Linked DNA regions of Homo sapiens: region 2 is linked to region 1. The links are chromatin contacts, found by Hi-C in ENCODE. All regions are on one chromosome and are shown on one strand. The core of a region is the stretch at or near the end of the contact, and the rest is flanking DNA. Distances in the headings are between cores, read along the strand shown.

Region 1 (5,804 bases), core at 2,293-4,792:
TTTTGACTATGACCTTGGCAAGTTTGCCCCTACTCTGTGCCTCAGCTTGCCCAAGTGAAAGCACTCTATGGAGTCTTCCAAAGTAGCACAGGGTCTCAAGATTTGGCTTTGCCAGTTATATGGGCTGTGATTTTGAGCACAGGGAAATCATCTTTGCCTACCTTCCCCATAGAGTTGCCAGAAGCATTCAGCAGACATGTACCCACTCTGCATGACACTTCACAGCATGTAAAGCACGCCCATGCTACTCCCTGCCCCAAACAACATGAAGCAGAAGACTGGGCTAGGAATATTATCATCCCCATATCACAGACAGAAACTTTGAAGCGCCAGAACTCTAAAGTGACTTCCCCAAACTCACTGCATTTCAGGCAAGTTTTGAGTAGGTTAACAGACTCCCCAGGATCATAATATGAACAACCCCAAAGGAGAAGATGGATCACAACCTTGGGAGTCCTGGTGTGGGAGGGCAGCAGGAGGCCCCACTCTGAGTGGGGTGGCTTAATCCCTGGCCTTGAGGGTCCCGGGTCTGAGGAAGGAGGCCAGAGAGGTATCCAAGAGCTCCTGAAGGAAAAGAAACAGCTGGCCAGTAACTTTCAAAGGGTGACAGCATCCTGTGTGATGTCTACCCAACAAGGAGGGGTGTTATCTACAGATCATAAGCAAACAGGCAGACAGAAGGACTGAGAGGCAGATCCAGCAGAAGCATTCCCCTGTTTGTCAATTCTACTCCTGCAGCCTCCCCACCCATGACCAGCCCACTGGCCAGTCATGGGAGAGATCTCCACCCACAGAGAGCACAGGCTCTGGCTGACCAGAAGTCCCTGCAGCGGGGGTGGTATGTCCTCAGCCCTGCCCCACTCCCCTGGGTTCCTCAGTCCCTGGTTCCCTGGGAACCTGTATCATCTACAACAAAGGAGGGCCACCCCACCCTCGGGCCAGCCACCTCTCCTGCCTGGGGCTTCTGGTGACCACAGGATGTGTTTCAGAAATGGTTCTTGAAGTCAGGAGCCTCACCTGTCTATCCCCAGTCCTTCAGGGAAGCATTAGTGAAGAACTCTCCAGTAAAACTTTCTGTGGTGGTGGAATTGTACTATTACTTGCTGCCTGGTAGCCACTTGCCACATATGGCTACTGGACACTGTGGCCAATGATACTGAAGAACCAATTTAAAATTTGTATTTTGTTTTAATTATGTTAAATGTAGATTTAAATTGTTATATGTGGCCAGTTTGGCTACTGTATTGGGCAATGAAGCTCTAGAAACAAAAGGGGACAATACACCATGACTTGGGGCTTCAAAAACACTTTCACATTCATCTCATTGTCCTGTGAAATAGGTGTTTATCCCCATTTTACAGAGGAGAAAACTGAAGCTCAGAGAAACTAAACGGCTTCCATGCTGATGGAGCCAGGAAGAAGTAGAGACATGATTGAGTCCCAGGTTTCTTGATTTTGATTCCAAAAGTCCACTCATACCTCTTTGCAACACTGCCCACTTATGTAGTCATCACATATTTATTGGGTCATCGTTATTTAGGAGTACACTTCTGGGCTAGACACTTAAAAACAAATCAGATACAGGCCCAGGCTTTGCGAGAATCCTTGGACAAAAGCAGCGTAATTGCCACAGTAAGAATATGGGCATAAAAATTACTTTAAGTGACTTTCTTCCAAGTAGCTCAAAGCACTTTGCTTTAAATTCCATTTATATCTGATGACTTCCCAATTGATATTTCAGGCCCCAACCTGTGCCCAGAGAACTCTCAATGGGTATACCAAACAGCCTCCATTTGAATATTGAATTGGCTTGTCAAACTTGTCCCAAACTTGCTCTACCCCATCTCAATAAATAACAATTCCTTGCTTCCAGTGTTTCCACCGCCAAACCCTCTCTTCTCTTCACACCTTTCATCTAATCTATCAGCAAAAATTGTCAGCTCTGTCTTCAAGAAACATCCAGAATGCTCTCCATCTCTGCTACTGCCTCTCTAATCTATCAGCATCATCTCTAGCTGGACTGTAACAAACTGCTCTCCTGTGTTCCTCACTCTCCCCCCACTTTTTTCTACAAAGTAGCCAGAGTAATTTTTTCCTTTATTTTATTTTATTTTATTTATTTATTTATTTATTTATTTATTTATTTATTTATTTATTTATTTATTTTTGAGACGGAGTCTCGCTCTGTTGCCAGACTGAAGTGCAGTGGTGCAATCTCGGCTTGTTGCAACCTCCGCCTCCCGGTTTCAAGCCATTCTCTTGCCTCAGCCTCCCAAGTAGCTGGGATTACAAGCGCGCACCACCACGCCCAGGTAATTTTTGTATTTTTAATAGAGACAAGGTTTCACCATATTGGCCAGGATGGTCTCCATCTCCTGACCTTGTGATCCGCCCACCTCAGCCTCCCAAAATGCTGGGATTACAGGCGTGAGCCATCGCGCTGGCCCAGAGTGAATTTTTTTTTTTTTTTTTTTTTTTACGGAAAAGCCAGAGTATGCTACCTCTCAGCTTAAAGCCCCCAGTGCTTTCCCAAAGTCCTTTCAGTGATCCATAAGGCCCTAAAGCCCTGGCCTCTGATGCTTCTCTGACCTCATTTCCTATCACTCTGCTCCTTGCTCTTCTGGTCCAGCCACAACAGGTCTTCCTGGTCACTCCTTCCTGCAGCCACTGCACAGCTCATTCCCTCACCTCTCCTCCGATAAGCTGACTAAATGTTCCCTTTTCACAGAGGCACTCCCCATCACCTGACCGTGTTTCAATTTTCATCATAACACTTATCACCTCCTGACATTTAATATGTTTGCCTATTGTTGCTCTCCTCCCTCTAGAGTATAAATAAACTGCAGGAATAGATTGGCAGATAAGATACACGATGCTCAGTTAAACTTGCATTTCACATACACAATGAATAATTTTTTAGTGTGAGGATGTCCCAGATGTTGCATGGGATGTCTTAATGCTAAAAAATTGTTTGCTGTTTCTCTGAAATTCAAACTTTACTGGGTGTCCTACATTTTTATTTGCTAAATCTGGCAACACTATACAGGAAGACAAGGACCCTGGTTATTTTGTTCATGGCTGTATCCCCAGCGCTAGAACAGCTCCTGACACGTAGTAAGTAAGCTCTCAATAAATATTTATTGACTGAATGAATGTGTTAATTAATCTGAAACGCGCCTAAACTTTTAACAGCCTGTGTGAGAGTCAGAGAGGCGGAGCCTTCAGACTTGGTTAGTCCAGGGGGCGTGGGCGGCTGATGAACTTTCGAAGTAGGTCGAGCAGCCGGGCGCTTTGCCTGCCCCGCCCGCGCTCCGCAGGATGCAGGACTCCACCCGGCTCAGGTTCGCAGCAGGTCCCGGAAGCCCTCCTGGGGGCGGGGCCACCCTAATCGGCAGGTGGGACCCAGCCCCAGCCGGGGCAGGGCCCCTTTAACGCCCCACCTCTCCGCCACGACTTTCGCCCCGGCGTGACGTCACCCCAGCGGGCGACCAATGGGAGTGCGGCTTACTGGCAGGCGGCGCAGGCGGCCGCTGCCAAAGGGGAAGTGATCTGGGGCTGGAGCGATGGCCCGGGGCTGGAGCTCGCGGCCGCCGCCGCCGCAGCCGCCGCCACCAACGCCAACAACAACGTGTCGGGAGCAGCCGCGGCCGAAGCCGGAGCAGGGGCCGGAGTCGCGGCTGGAGTGGGGCCTGCGCGTGTGAGTGGCCGAGAGTTGCCCGTGCCGGAGACCTCAAACTCCGGGCGGGAGCGCTTTCGGTCGGCCGAGCCGCCGTCGCCCGCGGCACCGTGTCCCCAAGGCCCAGACAGCGGGGCGGGGGTCTATCAGGCGCGGGACTGGCTTCTCTCAGGCCGACCCTTCTAGCCGGGCTCCGGATCTTCCTCGGCCTCGGGCCCCCTTCACGTTCAGGACGGAGGCCGGAGAACGGTGATCATCACACACCCCAGCCGGCTTCCTGGCCAGGGCATTTTCTCTGCGGCCAAGCAGTGTTGGGATTGTAGCTGCTGGGAGCCCCCTCCTGCCGCCACCTCTCCTGCAAGGAAGGGACTGACGCGTTCCCACTTTCTTACTCTGCACCTCCCCACTCTCTTCCCATTCAAGAACGAGTTTCTCTTCCCTCTCCATTGGAAATCTTGCTCCGGAGGTCCGAAACACGTATTTTAAGCGTGCCCTTCCTCACCTCCTGGAGCACCCTTAGAAGTATTGCCTACTTATCCGGGCTGAGAATCCTTCATTTTTGACCTGGCTTTTTTTTCGCCCTTTGGGAGATAAAGGTCCCTCTCCACCCTCTACTAACACTCTGCACCCAAGGCCTTATCCTTTGGGGTCACCAGCTCCTTGGCCATTTCTATGTGATTTCCCCCACCCATCTGAGTTCCAGTTTCCTCTGGGCTCCAATCTCCAGTCCCTGGCGGATCTGGTCAGTCCCACCCCTAGGTGGGAGTGACCAGGGGGCTCTGGCCCAGGATTCCCAACCCTGGAAGGCAGCTCCAAGGCAGGAAGAGAATTGGGCATCGGGTACGAACCTGGCAGCTCAGGAGTCGGGGCTCCACTCACCCCACACAAAAAGATGAAAAAGCGCAAAGAGCTCAATGCATTGATTGGTTTGGCTGGGGACAGCCGGAGAAAGAAGCCCAAGAAAGGCCCAAGCAGTCACCGCCTGCTTCGCACTGAGCCTCCCGACTCAGACTCTGAGTCCAGCTCCGAAGAGGAAGAGGAATTCGGTGTGGTTGGAAATCGCTCTCGCTTTGCCAAGTGAGTAGTGGTGAAAGGTGGAATGGGAAGAAGGCATCTCCTTGCACTACCAAGGGGCCACATTGACAGGAAGGAGAAAGGAAGTCCTTAGGAAGAAAAAAGGGTGTAGGCCTTGGAAGTCAAAGAGGGAAAAACGGTTTTAGGGAGAAGGTAAGTTCAGATCCTGAATGAAGAATAAGTTAGAGATCTGTCTTTAGGTGTAGAAAGAAAAGCTCCAAATCTGAGGTGGAAATGTGGACTTGGAGAATGTGCCAAGAGCCCAGGGAGTCCTAAAGAAGCAAAGAATGGAGACAGAGGAGCAGAGAAGCTTTGGGGACTAGACTTTTTAAAACAGTGTAGAACAAAGGAGAAGCAGAGACTTTAAGACTGCAGATTATTTCGTTTTTGCACTCTTGATGAGTCTGAATATTGGTGGTGGGGAAATATGGTGAGAGATATACTGTAGGAAGTATGAGCCTTGAGAGTAGGTGGGGTCGGGGGGCAAAAGAAGAGGCATCATTTTCCCTAGCCATTCATAGGTGGAGAGACCACTAGGCAAATCAAGTAGTAAGATTTGAGGACATTGGGATTGGGGCTCAGGATGGGAAAGGACTAAAGGGAACTTCAAAAACGTCCTTTGACTCTCTCAGAGCACACTAAAAGAAAAGAGGATTCTGCTGAGGATGTAGAAACAATGGCTAGGCAGAAGGTCGGGGTGCTGACATTGAGTGGTTGGTTGGTTTAAAATGTCTTGTTTTGTTAAAGGAAGAGTTTGATTTCTAATGAGCTTTGTCAGCTAAGGCTGTTAAGGGCAATCCTGGGTTTGGGTTATGAAGATCAGTTGAAGTGTTACCTTCATCAGAAGGTACCTGGAGTAGTAACCCTACTAAGTTAGTTTAGACCTTGAAGGTTGGTTGATGTTTTGTGTGAAATCCAGCCCCTTCTATGTTTCCTTACTTCTGAGCCAATAAGCTAGAATACACCAGGTGTCCACTTAAAACTACAGATCCTGTTTCTTTCATTTCTTTTGCAGTAAAACTTGCTCAAAAGTTTATAAAGTTTCAGTAAACTG
Region 2 (5,642 bases), core at 3,076-5,575, 1.8 Mb before region 1:
AAAACTATCAGATCTCATGAGACTTATTCACTACCACAAGAACAGTATGGGGGAAACAGCCCCCATCATTCAAATTATCTCCCACTGGGTCCCTCCCATAACATGTGGGAATTATGGGAGTACAATTCAAGATGAGATTTGAGTGGGGACGCAGCCAAACCATATCATTCTTTCCCTGGCCCCTTCAAATCTCATGTCCTCACATTTCAAAACCAATCATGCCTTCCCAACAGTCCCCCAAAGTCTTAACTCATTTCAGCATTAACCCAAAAGTCCACACTGAGACAAGGCAAGTCCCTTTTGCCTATGAGCCAGTAAAATCAAAAGCAAGCTATTTACTTCCTGGATATGATTTGGGTACAGGTATTGGGTAAATACAGTCATTCCAAATGAGGGAAATTGGCCAAAACATAGGAGTTACAGGGCCCATGCAAGTCCAATGTCCAGCGAGGCTGTCAAATCTTACAGCTTCAAAATGATCTCCTTTGACTCCAAGGTCTCACATCCAGGTCACGCTGATGCAAGACGTGTGTTCCCATGGTCTTGGGAAGCTCTACCCCTGTGGCTTTGCAGGGTACAGCCTCCCTCCCAGCTGCTTTCACAGGCTGGTATTGAGTGTCTGTGGCTTTTCCAGGTGAATTGTGCAAGCTGTTGGTGGATCTACCATTCTGGGGTCTGGAGAACAGTGGCCCTCTTCTCACAGCTCCACTAGGTGGTGCCCCAGTAGGGACACTGTATGGGGGCTCCCAACCCCACATTTCCCTTCTTCACTGCCCTTGCACAGGTTCTCCATGAGGGCCCCACTCCTGCAACAAACTTCTGCCTGGGCATCCAAGTGTTTCCACATGTCTTCTGAAATCTAGGTGGAGGTTCCTAAACCCCAGTTCTTGACTCTGTGTACTTGCAGGCTCAACACCATGTGGAAGCTGCCAAGGCTTGGGGATTGCATCCCCTGAAGCCACAGCCCTATCTCTATGTTGGCCCCTTACAGCCATGGCTGGAGCAGCTGGGACGCAGGGCACCAAGTCCCTAGGCTGCACACAGCATGGGGACCCTGGGCCTAGCGCATGACACCATTTTCTCCTAGGCCTCGGGGCCTGTGATGGGAGAGGCTGCCGTGAAGCCCTCTGACATGGCCTGGAGACATTTTTTCCATGGTCTGGGGGATTAACATTTGGCTCCCCATTACTTGTGCAAATTTCTGCAGCCAACTTGAATTTCTCCTCAGAAAATGGGTTTTCCATTTCTATCGCATTATCAGGCTGCAAATTTTCCAAACTTTTATGCTATTCTTCCCTTATAATACTGAATGCCTTTAACAGCACCCAAGTCACATCTTGAATGATTTGTTGCTTAGAATTTTTTTCTGCCAGATACCCTAAATCACCTCTCTCAAGTTCAAAGTTCCACAAATGTCTAGGGCAGGGGCCAAATGCCCCCAGTCTCTTTGCTAAAACATAACAAGAGTCACTTTTGCTTCAGTTGCCAATAAGTTCCTCATCTCCACCTAAGACCACTTCAGCCTGGACCTTATTGTCCATGTGGCTATCAGGCTTTTGGCCAAAGCCATTCAACAAGTCCCTAGGAAGTTCCAAAGTTTCCCACATTTTCCTGTCTTCTGAGCCCTCCAAATTGTTCCAACCTCTCCCTGTTACCCAGTTCCAAAGTCGCTTCCACATTTTCGGATATCTTTTCAGCAACACCCACTCTACTGATACCAATTTACTGTATTAGCTCATTTTCATGTTGCTGATAAAGACACACCCAAGACTGGAAAGGAAAAAAGGTTTAATTGGACTTGCAGTTCCACAGGGAGGGGAGGCCTCGGAATCATGCCAGGAGGCAAAAGGCACTTCTTACATGTGGCAGAAAGAGAAAACAAGAAGATACAAAAGCGGAAACCCCTGATAAAACCATCAGATCTTGTGAGACTTATTCACTACCATGAGAACAGTATGGGGGAAACCACCCCCAAGACTCAAATTATTTCCCACCAGGTCCCTCCCACAACACATGGGAATTATGGGAGTACAATTCAAGATGAGATTTGGGTGGGGACACAGCCAAACCATATCACTGGGTAAGCAGAGGTTGCTGTGGGCCGAGATTGTGCTAGTGCACTCCAGAGCCTGGGTGACGGGTAAAACCCTGTCAAAAACAAAACAAAACAAAAAACACCCAAAAAACCCCAAAACAAAACAAAATCCTGGGCAAAGTTCATAAAAATACCATAAAGAGAGAAGATTTTTGTAGTGTCTTAGAATTAATTTATTAACTAACCAGAATACACAAAATTCCTAAAAAAAAGACAAAAATCCTGATAGAATATGGGGTAAAGCATTATGAGCAGATGATTTTTAGTAAAGATAGAAAATCTTATAAGCATATACAGACATGCTCAGACTCATCAGTAATCTGAAAAATTCAATAGTGAGATAACACTTTACATCTGTTATGTTGGGGGAAAACAAGAACCCTTGATAATGCCAAGCCTGGGAAGAATGTGGGGCCATAGTAACCTTCGAATATTGGGAGCATAGACTGGTATGGCATTCTGGATAGCAACTTGGAATTATATGGTCAAACTGAGAATACTCATACTCCATGACAACAATTTATCTTCTGTTCATCACAGACTATATGTAAAATTAAAATACAAACACAAAGTGGAAAGGATATTTGCAACATATAGAGTAGACATATAATTATTATCCAGAGTATATAAAGAACTGAGAGAGAGACCAACAGAAAAGGGGGCAAGATAACTACTTGGCAGTTCAATAAGAGATAATGGAAAGGCTAACAAAACCAAAGGTACTCAACCTCAACAGTACCCAGAGATTCAAGATAAAACCACAATGAAATACCTAAAATACACACATCCAAATATACAAAAGTTAAAAATCCAAACACAAATGTTGCTGATGATGTGGAAAAATAAGAACTCTTATACATAAGCACCAGAAACATAAATAGGTACACTACTTTGGAAAATGGTGTGGTCTTACTTTTTAAAGACCCACATGTGCAAAACCCTAATACCCAGCTAACCCACTCCTACGCTAGTACATGTGCATTAATAGACACAGACTTGTACTACAATGTTCACAACATTGTTAATAATAGCTAAAAATGAAAACAGTGTAAGTGATCATTGATAGTAGGAAGGATAAATCAATCTATATTGGAATACTGTCCAGCAATGGAAAAAACTTCAGCTACACAGCATCACCGGTGGCATAATATTAAGTGGGAGAAGCAAATCACAGAAGAATACATACAGTATTAATACCATTTATATACTATCAATACCGGAAAACATTAAACAATATCTTGTTTAGAAATGCATACATGAATGGCAAAAGGAAGAGAATTATTGTACAAAAGTCAGGGTAGTGGTTACTCCAGGGCGAGAAAGGCAATGTAATCGTTGGGGGCATTTTTCAGGTGCTGGTAATGTTTTATTTCTTAACCGGGTGCTAGTTGTACAGGTACTGTTCACATTATTATTAAGATAAACGTGTTTTATACACTTCTGCATGTATAATGTATTTTGCAATACAAATGATTTTTAACATGATTGGATTGGGCAATCTCTTAGGTTCTTTTTATCTTTGATGGTCTATTGTCAGGCCCTTCACAGCTGGACTTATTGTTGGCACCTCATTGACAGTTCCACTTAAGCAATATGCATTAAGACGCATACATGGGTGAATTAGACAGGAAAATTTGAAGGGAAAAGGGAACGCGCTAACAAAGGGAATCACAGAATAGGAGACTAGGAGTATGGACCATCTGATGCAAGCCCCTCTCCTCAGGGAGGCAACTGGGGTTTAACTTGAGAGCTCCTGGGTTCCAGTCCTGGTTCCGACTTTGATTTGGGCAAGTCTCTTCCCTAATTCCCAGTATCCTTATGCTGGCTTTGTAAACCGTGCCGTGAAATTTAAATAGGAGGACTAACAATAATTATTATTCTTTTACAATTGGGAAAACTGAGGCCACAGTGGGTCGCCACTAGCCCAAGGTGCCATCACCACGTTGTAACTCAGGGGTTCCCTCCGACGGCCTTACAGGAACTCCAACTCCCTGAACAGAGCACCGTCCCATTATACAAACAGCAGCTCCCTTTCGTCCGGCTTTGGGCGCAGTTTGACGTCACAGAAGAGCTGCCTTGCCTCACCCCGCCCCTTCGGAAGCCCCGCCCCCTGCCCGACTCCGCCTCGCTCGGCGTTCGTCAAGCTCCGCCTCCAGCGCTCGTCCCAGCGCGGGTAGCCCTGGAGTGCCCCGCGCGGCCTCTCTTCCGGCCCCGCCCCTCCTGGCTGCCATGACAACGAGTCTGCGCCCCGCGCTCAGCTGCTTCTCCGGCGGAACCCAGGCTGGACCGCGGGCCCCGGCCTGGGGGCCACTGCTGCCACCGCCGCCGCCACCTCGTCTCCTCCCCGTCCCCGCCCAGCCCCAGGTCTCCCCGCCTCACTCGGGCCCGTGGCCGGGGTCACTCCCCGCCGCCCCTCCCCGCACGGATGCCGAAGGTGAAGGCGCTGCAGTGCGCCCTGGCGCTGGAGATCAGCTCAGTGAGTACCGGTAGCGCCTCCCACCCCCGGGCATTGGCTCAGGGACTCCCTCAGTCACCTCCGAGAGCCCGGAACCACCCCCAAACCTCCTTCACCCTCCGAATCATCCCTAGGGAGCGTCGACCTCACGCCCCTTCGGTCCTGCCCCATCTTGTTCTCAGAAGCGCTCTCCCACTCCGGCCACGCAGAGGCCTGACCCCTGCTCCGCTATGCTGGCTTCAACCCGACTTCCAACTTGCGCGCTTTCAGATCGTTCCCAAATCACTTCAGAGTTCTTTCCTCGCTCCTAACTTTCCAGTGAGAGAGAGTGTATGTGCGCGGCGCGGGGGCTTTTCATTCCTCTTTCGGGCTCCAGTTCTCTTAGAGAATTATTGCCCCCGCCTTTCCCAAGTCTGGGGGTGGGCGTCGCATTTCCTCCCGAATCCCTGCAGGCACACCATTTCAGACCAGTTTCAAACCCGCATTAATGAAGGGGCCTTTCTTTATTCTGTCTTCGAAGGAGAATCTTCACATCCAACAACTGAAATGTGTCATTGCGCAAAGTACCTTGCCTTCCCTCCCAGGGCCTTACAGGAAAAACCCAACTCCTCAGAAATCACTTCAGGCCCCTCCCGTCCCCAGACCCTTCCGACTTTGTGCCAGCCATTGCAAGAAAGGCCCAGTCATTTTTATGAGGGAAACACCTCCTTCTCCAACCTTGCAACCCCACCCCTTCACTCTCCAGACTTGCTCAAGAGGATGCTTTCCTCCATCCTCCTGTGGAAGTCCAGCTGGGGCAGAGAACCCCACTCATCCAGTGAAGGGGCTGGACCTCTCCATGCTAGGAGAAAACTCTATTCCCCTTGTTGATCTCAGAAGACTTCCAAGGGTTTTGAACTTCTTCCCCTGCATTCTTTAGAGAACCCTCTCATTCCCCTGTTTAGAGGAATACTCCCGCTTGTCTGTTCTGGAGGAAATCTCCACAAGACCCTTTCCACACCCCGTTTTAGTCCTGCAGGCACAGACCTGTACGGAGTTTGGAACCAAAATTCACCATTCGGTCTCTTCGCTCCTTCTTACTCAGTAAGTCTT

Evidence for each region. Hi-C counts contacts between places; a loop is a spot of excess contacts on that map. Pooled maps may share reads with other maps.
Region 2: a map of CD4-positive, alpha-beta T cell shows a loop between it and region 1 (9-fold over the local background). The contact joins the promoter of SPATA6 here to the promoter of EFCAB14 in region 1. A Hi-C loop is called at or near these places in 2 of 168 maps with a recorded cell type or tissue (CD4-positive, alpha-beta T cell and naive thymus-derived CD4-positive, alpha-beta T cell) and 4 of 50 pooled maps.

What each region holds. Positions count from the first base shown.
Region 1 is chr1:46,716,852-46,722,655 of GRCh38, reverse strand. EFCAB14 (EF-hand calcium binding domain 14) reads left to right here and starts at 3,542. Exons shown (of 11, transcript NM_014774.3): 1 at 3,542-4,753. The coding sequence starts at 4,569. RefSeq lists silencers at 3,318-3,367, 3,688-3,737.
Region 2 is chr1:48,470,887-48,476,528 of GRCh38, reverse strand. It overlaps SPATA6 (spermatogenesis associated 6), which reads left to right and starts at 4,325. Exons shown (of 13, transcript NM_019073.4): 1 at 4,325-4,571. The coding sequence starts at 4,521. It overlaps LOC124904175 (a long non-coding RNA gene), which reads right to left. Exons shown (of 2, transcript XR_007066074.1): 1 at 5,577-5,642. RefSeq lists an enhancer at 3,994-4,043 and a silencer at 4,254-4,643.